Regions from separate parts of the Homo sapiens genome. Here all the other regions are linked to region 1. Evidence: chromatin contacts called from ENCODE Hi-C or POLR2A ChIA-PET data. All regions are on one chromosome and are shown on one strand. The core of a region is the stretch at or near the end of the contact, and the rest is flanking DNA. Distances in the headings are between cores, read along the strand shown. Region 1 holds the start of ARHGEF12 (Rho guanine nucleotide exchange factor 12). Region 2 holds the start of KMT2A (lysine methyltransferase 2A). Region 3 holds the start of BCL9L (BCL9 like). Region 4 overlaps SORL1 (sortilin related receptor 1).

Region 1 (2,596 bases), core at 26-2,525:
TCCTTTTTTTCCCCCCCGTTCTAACTAACGTCAGCGTGAGCTCATGCCTCTATTCGGGGATAATGATCCTTTCATGAACTGTTGCGGAATGACTTTTTGCAACAGCATTGTTAAGAGGTAATTGTTTCCTCTCTCCACATCCACTGTTTATTAGATTTGATTTGCTACTTGGATTCCACAAAATGGCTGAAATCCCTTGTCACCAACATAGGTTTAAGCTCAAAAGTCTGAAAATAGTTGGATAAAGGGAATAGCCACTTTGGATGTTTGCAGGCAGAACTGAAGAACTGTATTACATGTGGTACCTAAATTGCCAAAATACTGAATTATTCAATCATAAAACTAGATGGGTATCTAAAGCTCTCTACCCAGTAGGGGAAAAAACCGAAAAACCGTTTGGGAATCCTTCAGAGAGAACCGTAATGCTATTTACTGGATAAATATACTTCATTTTCTTCTCCCAGTTCTTTCCACAACACGCTTGTTAAGTCGCCATGGAAAGCACCATGCTTTATCAATTTGGCAAATAACACATTTCATTTTGCCAAGGCAGAAACAGCCTAAAAGTAATATTTATACCGAGAAACCCTGGCTGCAGTCCCCAGCTGCTCTCCCGCAGCCCTGCGCCTCCGGCTCATGCAGCGCTCTCCCCCCGGAGCCGGCAGGTGCCCAGGTGAGCGGGGCCTGCGGAGGCAGCGAGGGGCGCCGGCCGGGAACCGGCAGAACGCGTGCAGCCAGAAGACAGGAGAGATAATACATTCCCTTAAGTAATAAAAGTTTCCAGGACAAGGGGGGCTGGTAATTTTCAAAGAGCCTCCCGGCACGATGTCCTCGGGATCTGGGGGGCGCTCTCGGGCGGTCTCTGGTGAAAGTCGACTTAGTACAAACTGGACTCGAAGGGGCATGTCTCGGCACTCAGGGGCCCAGGCGCCGCGGGAGGTGGGTGGGCCTCCCGGGGCTGCACGGGTCCCACCTCCCTCTGCCCCGTAGGACTACTTTGCCGCTCTCCCAAACCGGGCTCCGGCGGAGGCGTCCGTTCAAGGGCGAGAGCGCGGCCCTGAGCGGCGGAGGGATCCCGGGTGAGGCGGCTTCCCGAAGTCAGAGGGGAGGGGGCCATAAAGTCGGCGGGGGACGGGAAGCGCGAGCTCGCGCCGGACGCGGCCAGGGCCGGGAAACCAGAACCGGAACCGGAACCCGCGCGCGCGCCCGCGGTTGCGCGGCCCCCACGGCCGCCGGCCTCCTCCGCTGTCTGCGCGCGCGCCCGCGAGGGCCTCCAGAACCCGGCGAGCCGGCCCTGCGCCGGGAGACGCCGCCGCCTCCGCCTCCCGGACCAGGGCTTCCAGGCCGGGCCGGACGGGCATCTCCCGCCCCTCGCGGGGAGCGTCGGGGAGGAGCCGCCGCCTCTGGCGATTGCGGAAGAGTCCGGGCCTCAAAGGGATGGGGAGCAGTCCGCGGCGCTGAGAGACCCGGGTCCCTGTCACCTCGGGCCGCGGGACCTCTCCGCCGGCGCCAGCGGCTCGTCCCAGCACCGGGAGCCTGGTGAGGGCGGCGAGCACAGAAGGAGCCCCGGGCCCGGGACATGGAATCGCGCGAGCCCGGCGCGGGACGGCCGGAGACGCGGCCAACGCTGCGGCCACGAGCAGCCGGCAGCCCCAGATAGAGAGCCGGGAGGGAGGGCCCCGGCCCTTGCCGCGGCGGGGAGTTCGAGGCCCCGAGACTCCGGAGGAGGAGCCGACACCCGTCCGTGAGCTGATCCCGCCCCAGCCCCGGCGGGAGTCCCGGGTCCCCTTCCCACTGCGCGCGGATTTCCCTCTCTGAGGAAGTTTATCCTTGTGCCTTCTGGAGGATTTCTCTCTAGCTCGACTCACTCTGGACTGACTCGCTCCCTGGCTTTCTCAGTTCGTTTTGGGAGATAACTTGTTTTGCTCCAAGCCGCATCCGTTGACCCCTTACAGTCGGATGGTCTAGATGACTGAATGGAGTTTTGAGTTGGACTTTTGTGTCCCTGACGGAGTTGGGCCTGATCCCAGAGCACTGGGGGTGGGGAGGAGGTGTTACTGTAAAATGCAAGTTGGATAAAAGGAGGACCTCTCGCCAAGGGCCCCAATGAGTGGCACACAGTCTACTATCACCGACAGGTTGGTATGAATTCCTCCTTCGTTCGGCCTCCCGGAATCGGGCCCGACCTAGCAGGGGAGTCGGTGATTGCAGATTGCCTTTGGCCAGCGAAGTTGACAGGCAGAGGAAAGAGGGTTGTTTCGGAGCTGTGCAGTTAGCCTGGGGTTGCTGCCGAGTTATCCAGTTGATTGGCTTTTGGAAATGTAATTTTTCCGGAGAGAAACTTCCCTTCCGATTCTCAGAGAAGGGGGAGGCAAAACCATGATTGTGGTTTTCCGCCTGTAGTGTGCATTAGGATTGTGTACTCGTCTGGAAATCAGAGGAGAAGGTCATTTTAGGTGAAGGTCGGTGCCTGAAGTCGGCTCGGTATTGGTGTATTATTTATCAGCTTTAGCCGTGTCCTGCAGTAGATTCTCAAGACAATTACATTTTAGGAATTTCTACCTGTGAACTTAATGTTGAGCCTACTGCATGGTGA
Region 2 (2,596 bases), core at 65-2,564, 1.9 Mb before region 1:
CCCCAGCCTCAGCCAACGCAAGTTCTCCCGACACAAACCCCTCCCTACCCTCTCGGCTTTCCCAGCCTTGCAGGCGTCTAACGCTATGCTCGAGGCGCCCTCCCCTCTTTCCCGCAATAAAGTAAACCCGGTGGATATTCATTCCCCTCCCTAACTCGCCTCCTTCTTTCCCCCTCCCCCCTCAGCTTACTAACCCCGCGCACAGAGCTCGCCGCCGGCGGGCCCCTTCCACCCAGTGTATCATAATGCCCAACGCTCTCCTCCTCCCCCTCTCTTAATCAGAAACGTGCTCGCGAGCCCCCCTCCCTCTGCGTGCATACATTAGGGTCTGCTTTGCATGCAGCGGCAGGCAGAGACCGGAGGAAGAAGGGGCGGGGGCGCTTTTGCCCGCCTCTTCCCTCCAGGCCCCGTTAGCCACCCAGCTTCAGCTTCGTTGTAACACCGCGTCGTTAGCGGAGCACGCCGTGGCCTCAGTGCCCGGGCTGGAGAAACACAACCCAACTCCCTGCAGAAGGGCACGAAAGCCAGACGAGTGCACAGTAGAGCGAGGAGGTGGCAGGAGACCTGCCACTCGGTGTGTGCTTTTTGGAAAGAGCTCCAGCATGAAAATGGGAGGGGCTCCTTTTTTATTTTTTAAAGTGCGTTCATTGAGGGCCTTTCTGTTTTGCATATAGTAAACTGGGCAGCGCTTCTGTTTTGCATGTAGTACAATAAGGGCTCTTTTATTCTAGAAGCGTTCAATTCGGGCTAACCCATCTTGTATCCGTGCCCTGGGGCGGAGGAGAAGGCTCACTGCTCCCCGACCCAGCCGCCGCGTTATACTGGAAGCTGCTCTCCCGGGCTGTTCGATTCCCAGCGCGTCCCGGGAACGTGTGTAATCGGCCTCTCGGCGCTCAAGGCTGCAGGCGGCCCGGCTCCCTACGCCTCCATCCTCCGCGTAGTCCTCGCCCCCTCCCCCTCTCTCCGGAACCCGCGCTCTGCTCCGGGCTCCCGGGCTTCCTTCCCCCCTCCTTTTCCCGAGCAATGCCTCTCCCGGAGGGCGGGGCATGCAGTTATCCAGGTTGCGGGGCCGGCGGGCGGGCAGGAGGCGGCGGCCCGGGCCTCGGGATGGAGTTGCAGCGCCCAGGCGTCAGAGGCGGAGGCCCGAGGCCGCTATACAGATTGCGGGGCTGGCGGGCGCGGCCCGGCGCTCTGCATAGCGGCCGGCAGGGTGCAGGCGGCCGGGCGGCGCAGAGCTGGTTAGGCAGGTTCCGGGGCCCCGTGCCCCCCCCTCCGCCTCCCCGCCCCCCTGTGTTGTCGCCTCTCCCTCTCGCTGCTTCACTTCACGGGGCGAACATGGCGCACAGCTGTCGGTGGCGCTTCCCCGCCCGACCCGGGACCACCGGGGGCGGCGGCGGCGGGGGGCGCCGGGGCCTAGGGGGCGCCCCGCGGCAACGCGTCCCGGCCCTGCTGCTTCCCCCCGGGCCCCCGGTCGGCGGTGGCGGCCCCGGGGCGCCCCCCTCCCCCCCGGCTGTGGCGGCCGCGGCGGCGGCGGCGGGAAGCAGCGGGGCTGGGGTTCCAGGGGGAGCGGCCGCCGCCTCAGCAGCCTCCTCGTCGTCCGCCTCGTCTTCGTCTTCGTCATCGTCCTCAGCCTCTTCAGGGCCGGCCCTGCTCCGGGTGGGCCCGGGCTTCGACGCGGCGCTGCAGGTCTCGGCCGCCATCGGCACCAACCTGCGCCGGTTCCGGGCCGTGTTTGGGGAGAGCGGCGGGGGAGGCGGCAGCGGAGAGGTAAGGGGGCGAGGAACCCCCAGGTCCGGGGTCTCGACCCTCTGCGGAGCCCCCTCCCCTCCCCCATCCGGGATTGAGGAGCATCCCAATTCTGGGACCATCTCGGGGTCCCTGACCCGGGGCGAATGGCTCTCCCATCTTGGGACCCCCATGCAGGGCTGCAGACCCCCAGGCGCCCCCACCCCGGGGTTTGGGCCCATCTGGCTGAGGGCGTTTGCCCCCCGCTCTCCTCCCCCTGACCCTTCCCCAAATCCCTTGGCACAGACCCCCTCGCCGGGGTTTCCCATCCCGGGACTGAACCCCTCCTCCCTTTCACAGATTACCTCATCCGAGCAAGATTCCTCCCTCCCTCCCTCCTAGAGACCTGATCCCGCCACATCCCCGCCTCCCTCTCTGGGCAGATGTGTTACTCCTAGGGCAGTTTTCCTCTCGGGCGTCTCTCGGGTGATGGCCTCATCCAGGGCCACGTTCTCCTGGCCCTTGGGGATCGTGTCCCTTCCAGCACCTTGCTTTCGAAAACCCGATGAACCCTCGCGCCATCCCCGGGCCAGGTCCCTATACTGCCAGCCACTCCCCCTTCCTTCACCTCCACCCTCTACCCCCACCCCAAGCAGACCGATCCTCCCCCATCCCGCCCTACCCCACCGGGGAAAATCTCTCCTCTGCACCTTGCCTGGTCTCACCTCCTTTCCCTCTGAAGATAACGGTGATTCCTCATACAGCAGTCTCTTCCCCCCCCCGCCCCGTCTTACAGGGCTACAGTTTCTAGCCTATTGGTAGCCGGGAATTACTCTACCTTCACTCCACCCTTTCCCTCCTTTAGAATGAA
Region 3 (2,596 bases), core at 40-2,539, 1.4 Mb before region 1:
CAAGACAGGGGCCACCTCCCCTTAGCAGCGCAGGGACACTTCCAAGGAACTGTATGACTGCCCCACCCCCCAGCCAAGCCCACATCACTCAGAAGCCTTGGAAGAAGAGACTCCTCAGTCACAGCCCCCGCTACTCACAGGCAGTGCCTGGGAGAAAAGGGTGACCCCCAGCTCTCCCCAGTCCCAACCCACCTCCTTCTGGAGGCTCCTATCAGCCAGAGGAGGAGGGCTGGGGTGCTGAGACCCACGGGGTTGGTGAGCCTGGGAGGGGGACTACATCTCCCAGAAGCCCCCAGGGCAAGGTTCGCTGCTCCAGCTGGCCCAAGGCCGGCCTTGTTCTCTGCGCTAGGGTGGCAGGGTCCCCTGGCTGTCCCTAAGCCCTCCCCACGGTGTTCTGGAGCTGCCAACCTGATTGGGGGCTTAAGAGTAGCCTCCACTGACCCTGGGGGAGTCCCCCACACCTTAAACAGCCTGGGGGTACGTGCCAGAGAGCAAGAGACAATCAGACTGTGTTTCCCCTCCCCGATTCAAACTGGATCTCCCTCCTCGCGCCTCTGCTGGCCTGGCATGACTTTCGCCTTGCCCCCAGCCCACCCCTCACCTCACGCGGATTGGGGGGTCCTCACGCCAGGCCGGAGCTGGACGCCATGACCAGGTCAGGGTCGTTGTGTGGATGGGGGTCCTCCTGCTCGCCAGTTGGAGATGCAGAGGGGGCGGGCAGGCGGTGATCTTTTGATCCTGGACGCCTTGATCTCAATACCAGCCCGGCCCGGGAGAGGCTATCCGGGGATCGCTGGGTGCCTGGGTTCCTGCCTCCCAACCGCGGAGCATGGTCGCGGGCGCCGGGCAGTGGCGGGAGAGCGCGCACACCCGCCGGGGCCGGGGCGCGGGGCCGGGGTCTCGGCCCCGAACCTCAGGGCTCCGGCTCCTGCTCCTGCTCCTCCTTCCCTTGCTTGCTTGCTTGCTTCCTTCCTTCCTTCCTCGCCTCTCCTTTCCTTTCCCCAAAGCCCGCGGGAATGCCGGGCGCTGGGTGGGGAGGGGCTGTCTGGGCGCTTATTGTTGGTCGGACTCCGAGGGTCCGGGTCACAGCCCCCGGGCGGCGCGGCGCCGGGGGACCCAGGCGTGCGGGCGTCCGGCCGGCTGGCTCCGGGCGGCGGCGGTGGTGCAGCGGCCCCGGGTCCGGGGCATGTCCAGCCACTGGCTCCGCCGCGCGCCGCCGCCTCCCCGGGCTCCCCTGCGCTGCCGGAGCCTCGCTTGCCCCTCCACTCGGCTCCACTCCCCAGCCTGAATAAGCATCGGGGCTCTCTGGCTGCCTCCTTCTGCCTTCATACCAGAGCCCGGAGAGGCCCCTGTCAAAATAAGAGCTCCCCCATCTCGCTTGCCTCCTCGCCCAACCCGGCTCCCCCAGCCTCCCAGTGGTCTGACTCGGTAAGGCGCCCGGCCGGCTAGCGGGAGGCAGGTTGGCCCGGGGGCGGGGAGGGGGGTTTCTGCTCTCCTCCTCACTCCTGAGAACTGGGGAGGAGACGCGCCAACAACATCCCAGGCTAGGGAAAGGTTTGACAAACCTACCTTCCTATCTGCACTGATTGGAAGGAGTGGAAGTTGCCTGGACACACGCGCGCGCACACACACACACACACACAGCACTGGGTCCCCTCTTCGTTGTACCCACCCACATCCATAATGCACTGAGCATCTCTTTATTCATGTCTCTCCTAGTAGACCATGAGGTCCTTGAGGACACAGACTGAGTTTTTTCATCTCAATCCTCAGCAGCACAAAGTGCATGCTAAGAAAATGTTTGTGGAAGTGAAACCTTTGTCTTCTCAAAAGAACTCTCCTAACCTAACCTCAAAGTGCTTCTCTCTCTCTCTCTCTCTCTCACACACACACACACACACACACACACTCTCACCACCCTATAGGACGATCGAGGCAATGAAAAAGAAAATGTAAAGCCCTTTTTTTTTTTTGAGATGGAGTTTCGCTCTTGTTGCCCAGGCTGGAGTGCAAAGGCGCGGTCTCAGCTCACTGTAACCTCTGCCTTCTGGGTTAAAGCGATTCTCCTGCCTGAACCTCCCAAGTAGCTGGGATTGCAGGCACCTGCCACCATGCCCGGCTAATTTTGTATTTTTAGTAGAGACAGCGTTTCACCATGTCGGCCAGGCTGGTCTCGAACTACTGACCTCAGGTGATCAACCTGCCTTGGCCTCCCAAAGTGCTGGGATTACAGGCGTGAGCCACCGCGCCCGGCCCAAAGCGCTTTTTAAAAACATTTCACATGTTTCAATGCTCACCACAAACCTGCAAGAAAGAGGTTATGGTCCCATTACAGAGGTGAGGAAATTGAGGTTTGCATTACCTAAGGACTTACCCAGAGCTACCCAGCTAGAAAGTGGTAAGCCCAGGACTAGAATTTGGGTCTCCTTATCCCAGGGCACTTTCCCTGTTTCCTACTGTCCCCACCCACCCAGAATTAATAGCAAGTGACAAGCATTGACTGTGTCTGATAGGAAGAACACTAGCCAGCCTGCTTGTTCCTGCTGTTTCCTCGGCCCTCTCCCCTGCCCCTCCTCACAGATGGTCCCCAGATAGT
Region 4 (2,596 bases), core at 68-2,567, 1.2 Mb after region 1:
CTCTCATGTAATTTATGTCTTCTGTAAGTCTAGGTTTAATTTCTGTTGCTACAATTAATACCTGCTTTCTTCTATTTTTTAATTGGTTTTCCAGTAGGATGTTTACATTTGTGGGAAATCAATTGTACCTAAGGAATATGTTGTCTTTCTATCCCATTTTAGCTACCACCATCTGTGACCTGGACACCCAGTTTCGTTGCCAGGAGTCTGGGACTTGTATCCCACTGTCCTATAAATGTGACCTTGAGGATGACTGTGGAGACAACAGTGATGAAAGTCATTGTGGTAAGGGGACATCACATCCTGAAACCCTGCTCTGGAGAGGGGGGTCATTGTGCTCCCTCACAGGGCTGTACTGGTATGTACTGGTTTTCTGATAGCCGTCTCAGGATTTATGATATTCTAGCTGAATGGCTTTCTCCATCCACATGGTGGGGTTGAGTCATTTCTCTGTCCATTCTTAAAGAGTTTGTTTGCTGCTTTTCACGAGGATTCAGTTCGCTGGAGACACTTGCGAACTGGGACCCTAGATTCCCATTAACTCTGGATGGGACCCTAGATTCCCATTAACTCTGGATCAAGTGTCTCCAGCAGAACTGAATCCTCATGATTCATGGTCAGAAAAGATGGAGCCTGGACTCAGCTCCTGTCACTTACTCTTAGATTAGCCTTTGTTTTCTAGTCTGAAAAATGGGGAAATGGACCCTGCTTTGCCTTGGAGAGATGCTATAAGGATGAAAGGTGATGGTAAGGAAGTAAATTTCTGAATGAATTCAGGGGGTTATTAACAGCTCTACAGGCTTGGCCCACATGTCTCAGTGGGTGTGAGATTAGCCTGCTGAAGACACAAATCTGCACCTCTGTGAACTGTTCTTTTTTTTTTAACCAATTTAATTCATTCAACTCTGTTATTATTAGAAGTTAGCAGATGGTATAGGCATTGAGTGAGCATCTGTTTTCTGAATGGACATTTTTATATTTAGAAAAACAGTGGGTTACAATTCCAAGGAATGATAGAGATTCTCTGGTCCAATCCTTTTAATTTCTACTTTCTAAAGTGACTGAGGTCTGTAGAGGTCAGGGGGCTTATTCAAGGTGACACAATTAGTTTGTGTCAGAATGGGGAACTGGAATCCATGTCTCCCATTTTCTAATCCTCCACTATTTCTGTTGCACAGTACCTCCTTGTCAGTTTCATGAGACCCATCTTAGTTAACAGTCCCTGGTCCCAGACTCATAGTTGCTGACCTCCGAAGGAGACATTATGCAATCAGCATGGTGTGCCAGATTGAGGCATGAGAGGGAAGTGAGAGTGGAGGTCAGACGCTGACCCAGACGTGGTGATGAGTTGGCGGGGCCCTACTGTGCCCTCTCTCCCTGTCCACGGGGGGCAGGTCCAGCCACGCTGTGCTTACGCACATGGACACAGCCTGCTTGATTATGAGCAGGTGGTTTGACTCACAGCAGCTGAAATAAGGGGAGCAAGGGCAGCTTGTAAATCATCTCAATGCAAGTTAACCAGCAGAGCAGAGCCTAGGCCATTTCCACACAGAAAATACCCCTAGCCTGGCTCTTGGAAGGTTTTTAAAAAATTCCCAGTTTTCCTTCTTCAAGTGCCTGAAAACATGTCCTTGGAATGTGCAACTATTTCCCCTTCATCCCTGCCATTTCCTTCCCAGCACTCTTAGAAGGTTGAAATGTGTAGCTAGTTTTGCCCTAGTAAGAAGGAAACTTCACGTGGTTCCCTCTTTCTGGTATCATTGAGCTCACGTACTGGGTACATGTTTGACTGTGAAGCAGTTTCAGCCCCCTGATCCTCTGTTCATGGCTCATTCTTACTAGTTTGTCCTGAATTCATCCCAGGGTCCCGGTTAGCCCCTTCCTCTGATGCAGGTCCTCTTCGTAAGTTTCCACACTCTTCCTCAAAAATATCTGATTTACTAGCTTTGCCATCAACAAGCCTCTTGGCGAGAATGACTGAGACGGCTGCCTTGGGCCCCACGCTTGGCTGCTCCTGTTTTCTGACGCTCTGTAAACTCCATGTGAAAGTTCTATGCCACAGTCTATTTGGGCTGTGATAACAAAATACTTAGTGTAGGTAATTTATAAACAATAGTATTTTGTTTCTCACAGTACTGGAGACTGGGAGGTCCAAGACTGAGGTGCCAGCAGACTTATTGTCTAGTGAGGGCCTGTTCCTCATAGATGGTACCTTCACTGCAGCGTCAGATGGCACCTCTGCTTCTGGAAGGACTGCAGGGAAATGCTTCTATCTGTACGCAAGCGTGGCAGAAGGAGTGAACAGCTCCCTCCCACCTCTTTCTTAAGGACACTAATCCTATTCATGAGGGCTCTGCCCCCATGACTTAATTACCTCACAGGGGTCCCATCTCTTAATAATATCACATTGGTGATTAAGTTTCAACATACAAATTTGAAGTTTCAACATATGAAGTATAAACATTTGAATTTTCCTAGCCTCCAGAACCGAGAGAAATAAATTGCTATTGTTTATAAGCTCAGCCTATAGCATTCTGTCTTCATGATCTCCCCAGGAGCTTTGAAGGCTATTGCCAGGGCAGCCTCCTTCCCCTTC

What was found. Hi-C counts contacts between places; a loop is a spot of excess contacts on that map. ChIA-PET counts read pairs that join two places held with the same protein, here RNA polymerase II (POLR2A). Pooled maps may share reads with other maps.
Region 2: a loop to region 1 is called in a map with no recorded cell type, with 6 times the contacts of the local background. The contact joins the promoter of KMT2A here to the promoter of ARHGEF12 in region 1. A Hi-C loop is called at or near these places in 1 of 37 single-sample maps with no recorded cell type and 6 of 50 pooled maps.
Region 3: a map with no recorded cell type shows a loop between it and region 1 (8-fold over the local background). The contact joins the promoter of BCL9L here to the promoter of ARHGEF12 in region 1. A Hi-C loop is called at or near these places in 1 of 168 maps with a recorded cell type or tissue (gastrocnemius medialis), 1 of 37 single-sample maps with no recorded cell type and 6 of 50 pooled maps.
Region 4: a map with no recorded cell type shows a loop between it and region 1 (3-fold over the local background). The contact joins the enhancer-like site here to the promoter of ARHGEF12 in region 1. A Hi-C loop is called at or near these places in 3 of 37 single-sample maps with no recorded cell type and 2 of 50 pooled maps. POLR2A ChIA-PET finds 5 or more read pairs at or near these places in 1 of 52 experiments (AG04450).

Annotation. Positions count from the first base shown.
Region 1 is chr11:120,335,138-120,337,733 of GRCh38, forward strand. It overlaps ARHGEF12 (Rho guanine nucleotide exchange factor 12), which reads left to right and starts at 1,276. Exons shown (of 41, transcript NM_015313.3): 1 at 1,276-2,138. The coding sequence starts at 2,107. RefSeq lists a silencer at 863-1,732.
Region 2 is chr11:118,435,178-118,437,773 of GRCh38, forward strand. KMT2A (lysine methyltransferase 2A) reads left to right here and starts at 1,315. Exons shown (of 36, transcript NM_001197104.2): 1 at 1,315-1,767. The coding sequence starts at 1,336. RefSeq lists enhancers at 287-1,284, 484-623, 1,285-2,283, 2,284-2,596 and a silencer at 934-1,413.
Region 3 is chr11:118,924,637-118,927,232 of GRCh38, forward strand. BCL9L (BCL9 like) reads right to left here and starts at 1,290. Exons shown (of 10, transcript NM_001378213.1): 1 at 602-1,290. RefSeq lists enhancers at 7-76, 448-949 and silencers at 1,145-1,194, 1,395-1,534, 2,355-2,414.
Region 4 is chr11:121,574,079-121,576,674 of GRCh38, forward strand. SORL1 (sortilin related receptor 1) reads left to right here. Exons shown (of 48, transcript NM_003105.6): 24 at 163-285. Among named protein-coding and RNA genes, the nearest start is that of SORL1-AS1, 120 kb to the left of the region's middle. Within about 2 kb of position 1,318, at least 8 of the 41 ENCODE cell types and tissues checked have a DNase peak (open chromatin) inside an H3K27ac peak, as active enhancers do.